Regions from separate parts of the Homo sapiens genome. Here region 2 is linked to region 1. Evidence: chromatin contacts called from ENCODE Hi-C or POLR2A ChIA-PET data. All regions are on one chromosome and are shown on one strand. The core of a region is the stretch at or near the end of the contact, and the rest is flanking DNA. Distances in the headings are between cores, read along the strand shown. Region 1 holds the start of CHST6 (carbohydrate sulfotransferase 6). Region 2 holds the start of CHST5 (carbohydrate sulfotransferase 5).

Region 1 (4,074 bases), core at 1,262-3,761:
GGAAGGTTGTATTAGCTATTTTTGAAGCAAGGCTTTGGAGGGAGGAAGAATAGGGAGGGCTGAAGTTGAGCACACTTCTCCGAGTTACTCACCAGTAGCCTTGCTTTGCCACGGCTCTGCCCAAAGACCTTGGAGCTTTTGTTAGCTCTTTGGCAAAAGTTTCCTGGTCCAACCCCAAGTATATTAGTTTTTAGTGGAATCCACATGGCATATGGGAGCTGCGGGTTGGAAAATTACAACTGTGTCTGGTGAATATCAAATTATTTACGGATCATTTATTGGTAGTTTCTGAAACTGAACCACACAGCATAGTTGCAGGAGGAAGAAAGGTAAGAAATACACAGGATTTTATCAACTGAGCTGAAGCCATAGATAAGTCATATTTGAGATAATTATTGAATTTGTTTTGTGGGAGAGAAATCTCTAATTCTTCCAAATGATTAGTCCAGTTTCTGCCAAAGCAGGTGAGGTGTCTAATGCCCCACTGAGTGCCCATCTTGAAGCTTATTAAAGCAATTCTCTCTCTTTGCGTCCCTCTTACCTTATCCTCCACATCCTTGCCCCCTCTCCTTATTCATGCTTTGTAAAGAGGTTTTGGAGCTTTCTGGCCAGATAACTTCTAAATACTGATTAAGGAAATGTAAATTACATGATCCTAAGGAAAATAATGATTGCCGGCCAATCCCCTACCCAGAGTTATGGTTGGCCTTCTGGCACACATCTTTCTATCCCATACACTATTTCTAACTTTTTAAAAATCATGAACAGGCCGGGCACGGTGGCTCATGCCTGTAATCCGAGCACTTTGGGAGACAGAGGCGGGCAGATCACATCTGAGCTCAGGAGTTCGAGACCAGCCTGGACAACATGGTGAAACCCTGTCTCTACTAAAAGTACAAAAATTAGCCTGGCGTGGTGGTGGGCACCTGTAATCCCAGCTATTCAGGAGGCTGAGGCAAGAGAATCACTTGAACTCGAGAGGCGGAGGTTGCAGTGAGCCTAGATCCTGCCATTGCACTCCAGCCTGGGCTACAAAAGTGAGACTCCATCTGAAAAAAAAATCAGTATCAAAATCATGAACAACACTTATATGAACCCTGTACATAAATCCTTGTTTCTGGTTTATTTCCTTAAGATAGCTCCTAGAAAGGAATTACCAATCCGAAAAGCTTACGACCATTGTCAAGAATCTTAATTCATCTTGCCAAACCACAACCAGGAAGGACTGCTTATTTCTTCTCCCAGCAGCAGGGAGTTCTTGATTAAGATCCCATCACTAATTTGACAAGACCTAGAAATGCTTCATCCTTTTCAGGTGCCTGGGCTCTGCCCTGTTATTTGTAAAGGGGATTTTTTTTTTTTTTTTTTTTGAAACAGTTTCGCTCTGTCGCCCAGGCTGGAGTGCAGTGGTGCAATCTCAGCTCACTGCAACCTCCGCTTCCTGGGCTCAAGCAGTTCTCCTGCCTTAGCCTCCTGAGTAGCTAGGATTACAGGTGCCTGCCACCACGCCCGGCTAATTTTTGTATTTTTAGTAGAGACGGGGTTTCACCCTGTTGGCCAGGCTGGTCTCGAACTCCTGACCTCGTGATCCACCCACTACGGCCCCCCAAAGTGCTGGGATTACAGGCGTGAGACACCGCGCCTGGCCGGATTTTTTTTTTTTTTTTTTGCGAGGGAGTCTCGCTTTGTCGCCCAGGCTGGAGTGCAGTGGTGCGATCTCGGCTCACTGCAAGCTCCGCCTCCCGGGTTCACGCCATTCTCCTGCCTCAGCCTCCCGAGTAGCTGGGACTACAGGTGCCCGCCACCAGGCCTGGCTAATTTTTTTGTATTTTTAGTAGAGACGGGGTTTCACTGTGTTAGCCAGGATGATTTCGATCTCCTGACCTCGTGATCCGCCCGCCTCGGCCTCCCAAAGTGCTGGGATTACAGGCGTGAGCCACCGCGCCCAGCCCTGGCCGGAAATATCTTATTTATTGAAACGTATCATGTCTTTATCTGGACCTGCTATGAACCTGCGCCTCTGGGCCTAGGCTAGGGCAGGGAATGCGCAGGAGGAGGGGAAAAGCTGCGGACCCAGCTCCTAAGGCCACCTGGTCTCTCCGCTCTTCCCAGTTGGGACACTGCACCGGGTCCATGTGTCATCCAGGTGCCGTGGCCTTGGGAAGGGTTTGGATTCCAAGTCACCTCGCCGCAAGGATGCCCCCGAGAGTGAGGAGGGTCAAGATTAAGATTCGACTTCCTTCACTAGGGCCTTTGTCCTCCCAGGAGCCCCCCTTCTCTGGGGATTTGGGGTGGGGTGGGGTACAACGTTCCTCTGTAGTCAGATGAGAGGTGACTCTGCCAGCGCCCTTTGACATTCTGGGCTAAAAGTTGAGCCTCTCAGAGCCCCAGCCCACCTGGGCCCTCCTGCCCCGCCCTCGGCCGGCGCCCCTCCCCCGAGGCGTGGCCCCTCGGTCGGGGGTGGGCCAACCGGCTCCTTCCTTCCCCCACGGCGCTAGCTCCCGCTGGCCACCTCGGGACCGCAGCCACGTCTGAAAGCGCCTCATTGTGTGCGCTCGGGCGGGCTGCACCGGGCAGCGCCGAGGGTTGCCGGCCGGCGCGCGGGGAGTAGAGGGCGCGGGCCGCAGTGCCGGGTTCCAGAGGGAGCTCTGCGCCGGGTCCTTCCCTGTGGTAGCCCCAGGACACCCCCAGCCTCAACATCCCATTCTGGGACTCCTGCCCTGTTCCCACATTCGTTCTACCTCGAGTCTCCAGGAGCTTCCAGTGGCTTGGTCACCGCCAACTCTCGTCCATGCCTCTTAGAGCCCCTTTCCCGGCCTCACCGGGTGTCGCTTAATAGTCTTGGGACCTTAAGGAGCAAGTCAGCCCCTGCGGACCCTCCCAGTGAAGAGAAAGAGCTGGCTGTGCGGTGGAATTTGGAAGAGACGACGTTTGGGAGCCTTTGCTGAGTCCAGGGAGAGAGGCGTCCCCCACCGTGCCGCTGCAGCTCGGGCAGAGCCGCCAAGCTTTGGGGTACGTTGGTTCTTCATTCTCCGCGGGGGATGTCCCCACACTCGGGTCGGCTGGGGGCCGGGCTGGTGGCACAGCTGGGGACGCTCCTCTGTCCTGCACCGGGGACCTGGGGTGGCGGGAAGAGCTGGGAGTGGCTTTTCCATCAGCAACGTGGAAAGGGCATCGCCGCTGTTGGCGCCGGTTTGGAAGTGTCTTGCTGGGGCTTCGGCTGCGCAGGAGAATCCTCACTGCGAGGGGAGAACCCCTTTTGTCTCGATACTTGAGTTTCAAAGGACATGACTTTCAAAAGCTCTCCAAGGGCTTTTTCCATAGAATTATTGAGAGACGGTAGCTTGGCGGGTTGATTTGGAACCAGACCCAGGGGAATTGGAGTCCTGCGTCACTGCTTCTGACGGCTTCATCTTGGGCTTCAGGACAGGCCCTCTGGGCCTCAGGACAGGTGCCTAGCAAATGTTGACTTTCCTTTCTCCTCCCTTTTTCACAGAGGCAAGGCAGTCAAGTTTCCCATTTTTGAGGATGGGAAAACTGAGGCCTGAAGAGCAGAAAGGAGTTGGCTGACTTAAACCCACAAGCGAGTAGGCCAAGTACCAGGGCCTCTGAGGGTGCTATGCTGCTCCGGGAGCTGGGGCTGGGCTCCTCTCCAGCCTGAGAGGCCGGAACTTTTCTGGCTTTGTTCTACAAACAGAGTCAACTGGAGTATAGAGAGCCAGAGAGTGACTTGCTCTAAGTCACACCCCTCACTGGTAGTAGAGACAGGATTTGAACCCAATCCGGCTTCAGAAGCCAAGCTTCTAAGGCCAGTCGCAGTGGTTCACGCCTGTAATCCCAGCACTTTGGGAGGCCGAGGCAGGTGGATCACCTGAGGTCAGGAGTTCAAGACCAGCCTGGCCAACATGGTGAAACCCCATCTCTACTAAAAATACAAAAATAAGCTGGGCATGGTGGTGAGTGCCTGTAATCCCAGCTACTTGGGAGGCTGAGGCAGAAGAATCACTTGAACCCAGGAGGCGGAGGTTGCAGTGAGCTGAGATTGCGGTACTTCACTCCAGTCTGGACAACAGC
Region 2 (3,906 bases), core at 298-2,797, 41 kb before region 1:
ATTGGCTGGGTGTGGCGACACGTGCCTGTCATCCCAACTATTTAGTAGGCTGAGGCAGGAGAATCGCTTGAACCCTGGAGGCGGAGGTTGCAGTGAGCCGAGATTGCGCCACTGCACTCCAGCCTGGCAACAGAGCTAGACTCCGTCTCAAAAAAAAAAAAAAAAAGAAATATAGAGGATTTTATTAACTCAGCTCCGACCCATAGCTAAGTTAAGGTTTGATGTTATTACTGAATATTTGGAGGCAGAAAGACTCCTGATTTTGCCAAATGATTAGTACAGTTTCGGCTTAAGTCAGATGAGGCCCCCCTAATATTCCATCATGTAAGGCTAATAAAGCAATTATTTCTTTTTTTTTTTTCCTTCCAACTTTTATTGTAGACTCATGGGGTATATGTATGGGTTTCGTATATAGCTAAATTGTACAACCTGGGGGTTTGGTGTACAGATTATTTCATCACCCACGTAATAAGCATAGTACCCAGTAGGTGGTTTTTCTTTTCTTTTTCTTTTTCTTTTTTTTTTTTTTTTTTGAGACAGAGTCTCACTCTGTTACCCAGGCTGGAGTGCAGCAGCATGATCTCAGCTCATTGCAGCCTCTACCTCCCAGGTTCAAGTGATTCTCCTGCCTTACCCTCCCGAGTAGCTGGGATTACGGGTGCCCACCACCATGCCCGGCTAATTTTTGTGTTTTTAGTAGAGACAGGGCTTCACCCTGGTGGTCAGGCTGGTCTCGAACTCCTGACCTCAAGTGATCCATCCGCTTTGGCCACCCAAAGTGCTGGGATCACAGCAGTTTGATCACAGAAGTTATTATGGTTGGCATTCTGGCACACATCTTTCTAATCTTTTTTGTTGTATGTAACCTTTTTAGTATCACAAACAACACTTTTATAAACCTTGTGTAGAAATCATTGTTGCTGGTTTATTTCCTTAAGATACATTCAGAAAACTTATGACCATTGTTAAGGATCTTAATTCATTGCCAAACCACAGCCAGGAAAGACTGCTAATTTCTACTCCCAGCAGCAGGGACTCCTCGTTTCAGATACCACCATGGATTAAAGGACCTCCCAATGCTCTATCCTTTTCAGATTACTGGACTCTGCCCGTTTGTTTCTTTGTTTTTGAGATGGAGTCTCGCTTTGTCACCCAGTCTGGAGTGCAATGGCCCCATCTCCGCTCACTGCAGCCTCCACCTCCGGGGTTCAAGCTATTCTCCTGTCTCAGCCTACCTAGTAGCTGGGATTACAGGCATGTGCTACCATGCGCGGCTAAATTTTGTATTTTCAGTAGAGATGGGGTTTTGCCACGTTGACCAGGCTGGTCTTGAACTCCTGACCTCAAGTGATCTGCCTGCCTTGCCTCCCAAAGTGCCGGGATTACAGTCATATGCCACCAGGCCAGGCTGAGCTGTTATTTGTAAGGGGTGGGTGGGGAGCTTTTATTTACTGAAACATATCCTGTATTCATTGGAACATGTTATCAAGCCTGCGCCTCTGGGCGGAGGCTAGGGCAGGGAGGGCACAGCTCCTAAGGCCACCTGGTCTTTCAACTCCTCCCAGCTGGGACACTGCACCGGGAGGCAGCACGGATTCCTGTGTCATCAAGGTGCCTGGGTCTTGGCTTAGGGCTGAGGTTGGGGCCTTGGGAAGGGTTTGGATTCCAAGTCCCTTGGCTGCAAGGATGCCCCCAAGAGCGAGGAGGGCCAAGATTAAGATTCGACTTCCTTCACTAGGGCCTTTGTCCTCCCAGGAGCTCCCAGGTTCTCTGGCGATTGGGGGGGTGAGGAAGGGTTACAACGTTCATTTGTGGTCAGTTAGATGAGAAGTGACTCTGCCAGCGTCCTTTGACATCCCCGGCTAAAAGGTGCGCCTCTTAGAGCCCCAGCCCACCTGGGCCCTCCTGCTCTGCCCTCGGCCAGCGCCCCTCCCCGAGACATGGCCCCTCGGTCGGGGGTGGGGAGAGGGAGCTGGGGGCAAAACCTGCTCCTTCCTTCCTTCTCCCATTTCCCTGGCTCCCGCCGGCCACCCTGGGACCGCAGCCACGTCTGAAAGCTCCTCACCAGGCAGCGCTGAAGATTGCGGGGCAGCGCCGAGGGTTGTTGGCCGGCGCGCGGGGAGTAGAGGGCGCGGGCCGCAGTGCCGGGCTCCGGAGGGAGCTCTGCGCCGGGTCCTTCCCTGTGGTAGCCCCAGGACACCCCCATCCTCAACATCCCATTCTGGGACTCCTGCCCTGTTCCCAGATTCGCTCTGCCTCGAGTCTCCAGGAGCTTCCAGTGGCTTGGTTACCCCCGACTCTTCGTCCATGCCTCTTAGAGCCCCTTTCCCAGCCTCACTGGGTGTCCCTTAATAGTCTTGGGACCTTAAGGAGCAAGTCAGCCCCTGCGGAACCTCCCAGTGAAGAGAAAGAGCTGGCTGTGCGGTGGAACTTGGAAGAGACGACGTCTGGGAGCTTTTGCTGAGCCCAGGGGGAGAGGCGTCCCTCTGGCTGCTGCTCCAGCTCTGGCAGACACGCCAAGCTTTGAGGTACTTTGGTTCTTCATTCTCCACCGGAGGTGTCCCCACACTCGGTTGGGCTGGGGGCCGGGCCAGTGGCCCAGCTGTGACGCTCCTCTGTCCTGCACCAGAGACCTGGGTTGGCGGGAAGAGCTGGGGGTGGCTTTTCCATCAGCAACGTGGAAAGTTCATCTCCCCTGCTAGCGCTGGTTTGGAAGTGTCTTGCTGGGGCTTCGGCTGCACGCGGGAATCCTCACTGCGCAGGGCAGGGGTCGGGGTGCGGGTTCTTATTCCATACTTGGGTCTCAAAGGGTGTGGCTTTCAAAAGCTCTCCATGAAATTCTTGAGAAAAAATAGCTTGGTGAGTTAATTTGCAACCAGACTCAGGGGAAGTGGAGTCGTGCCTCACTGCCTCTAGGGCCTTGATGTTAGGCTTTAGGAAAGGCCCTCTGGGCCCCAGGACAGTACAGGTGCCTAGGAAATGTTTTTTTGTTTGTTTGTTTGTTTGTTTGTTTCGAGACGGAGTCTCGCTCTGTCACCCAGGCTGAAGTGCAGTGGCCTGATCTTGGCTCACTGCAACCTGTCTCCTGGGCTCAGGTGATTTCCTGCCTCAGCCTCTGGAGTAGGTGGGATTACAGACGCCCGCCACCACACCCAGCTAATTTTTGTATTTTTACTAGAGACGGTGTTTCACCATGTTGGCCAGGCTGTCCAATTCCTGACCTCAGGTGATCCGCCCCGCTGAGGCTCCCAAAGTGCTGGGATCACAGGCGTGAGCCATGGCACTGGGCCCAAATTTTTGTTTTTGTTTTTGTTTTTTCAGATGGGGTCTCACTCTGTCACAGAGCCTGGAGTGCAATTGTGCCATCTCGGCTCACTGTAATCTCCACCTCCTGGGTTCAAGTGATTCTCCTGCCTCAGCCTCCCGAGTAGCTGGGATTATAGGCATGAGCCACTCTGCCCAGCTAATTTTAGCGATGGGGTTTCACCATGTTGGCCAGGCTGGTCTTGAACTCCTGACCTCAGGTGATCTACCCATCTTGGCCTCCCAAAACACTGGGATTACAGGCATGAGTCACCGCACCTGGCCTAATTTTTTTTTTTTTTTTTTTTTTTTTGATATGGAGTTTTGCTCCTGTTGCCCAGGCTAGAGTGCAATGGCACAATCTCGGCCACTGTAACCTGTGTCTCCTGGGTTCAAGCTACTCTCCTGCCTCAGCCTCCAAGTAGCTGAGATTACAGGCACCTGCCACCAGACCTGGCCTAATTTTTGTATTTTTAGTAGAGATAGGTTTTGCCTTGTTGGCCAGGCTGGTCTTGAACTCCTGGCGTCTGGTGACCACCCACCTAGGCCTCCCAAAGTGCTGGGATTACGGGCGTAAGCCACTGTGTCCAATGTCTAGCAAAT

Evidence for each region. A loop is a pair of places that touch in the nucleus more often than their neighbours do. ChIA-PET counts read pairs that join two places held with the same protein, here RNA polymerase II (POLR2A). Pooled maps may share reads with other maps.
Region 2: a map with no recorded cell type shows a loop between it and region 1 (8-fold over the local background). The contact joins the promoter of CHST5 here to the promoter of CHST6 in region 1. A Hi-C loop is called at or near these places in 8 of 168 maps with a recorded cell type or tissue (K562, heart left ventricle, heart right ventricle and 4 more), 8 of 37 single-sample maps with no recorded cell type and 5 of 50 pooled maps. POLR2A ChIA-PET finds 5 or more read pairs at or near these places in 8 of 52 experiments (GM12878, H1, HEK293 and 5 more).

What each region holds. Positions count from the first base shown.
Region 1 is chr16:75,493,878-75,497,951 of GRCh38, reverse strand. It overlaps CHST6 (carbohydrate sulfotransferase 6), which reads left to right and starts at 2,511. Exons shown (of 3, transcript NM_021615.5): 1 at 2,511-3,012. RefSeq lists a silencer at 2,308-2,637 and an enhancer at 2,938-3,117.
Region 2 is chr16:75,533,749-75,537,654 of GRCh38, reverse strand. CHST5 (carbohydrate sulfotransferase 5) reads left to right here and starts at 1,547. Exons shown (of 4, transcript NM_024533.5): 1 at 1,547-1,611; 2 at 2,246-2,528. It overlaps TMEM231 (transmembrane protein 231), which reads left to right. Exons shown (of 7, transcript NM_001077418.3): 7 at 1-914.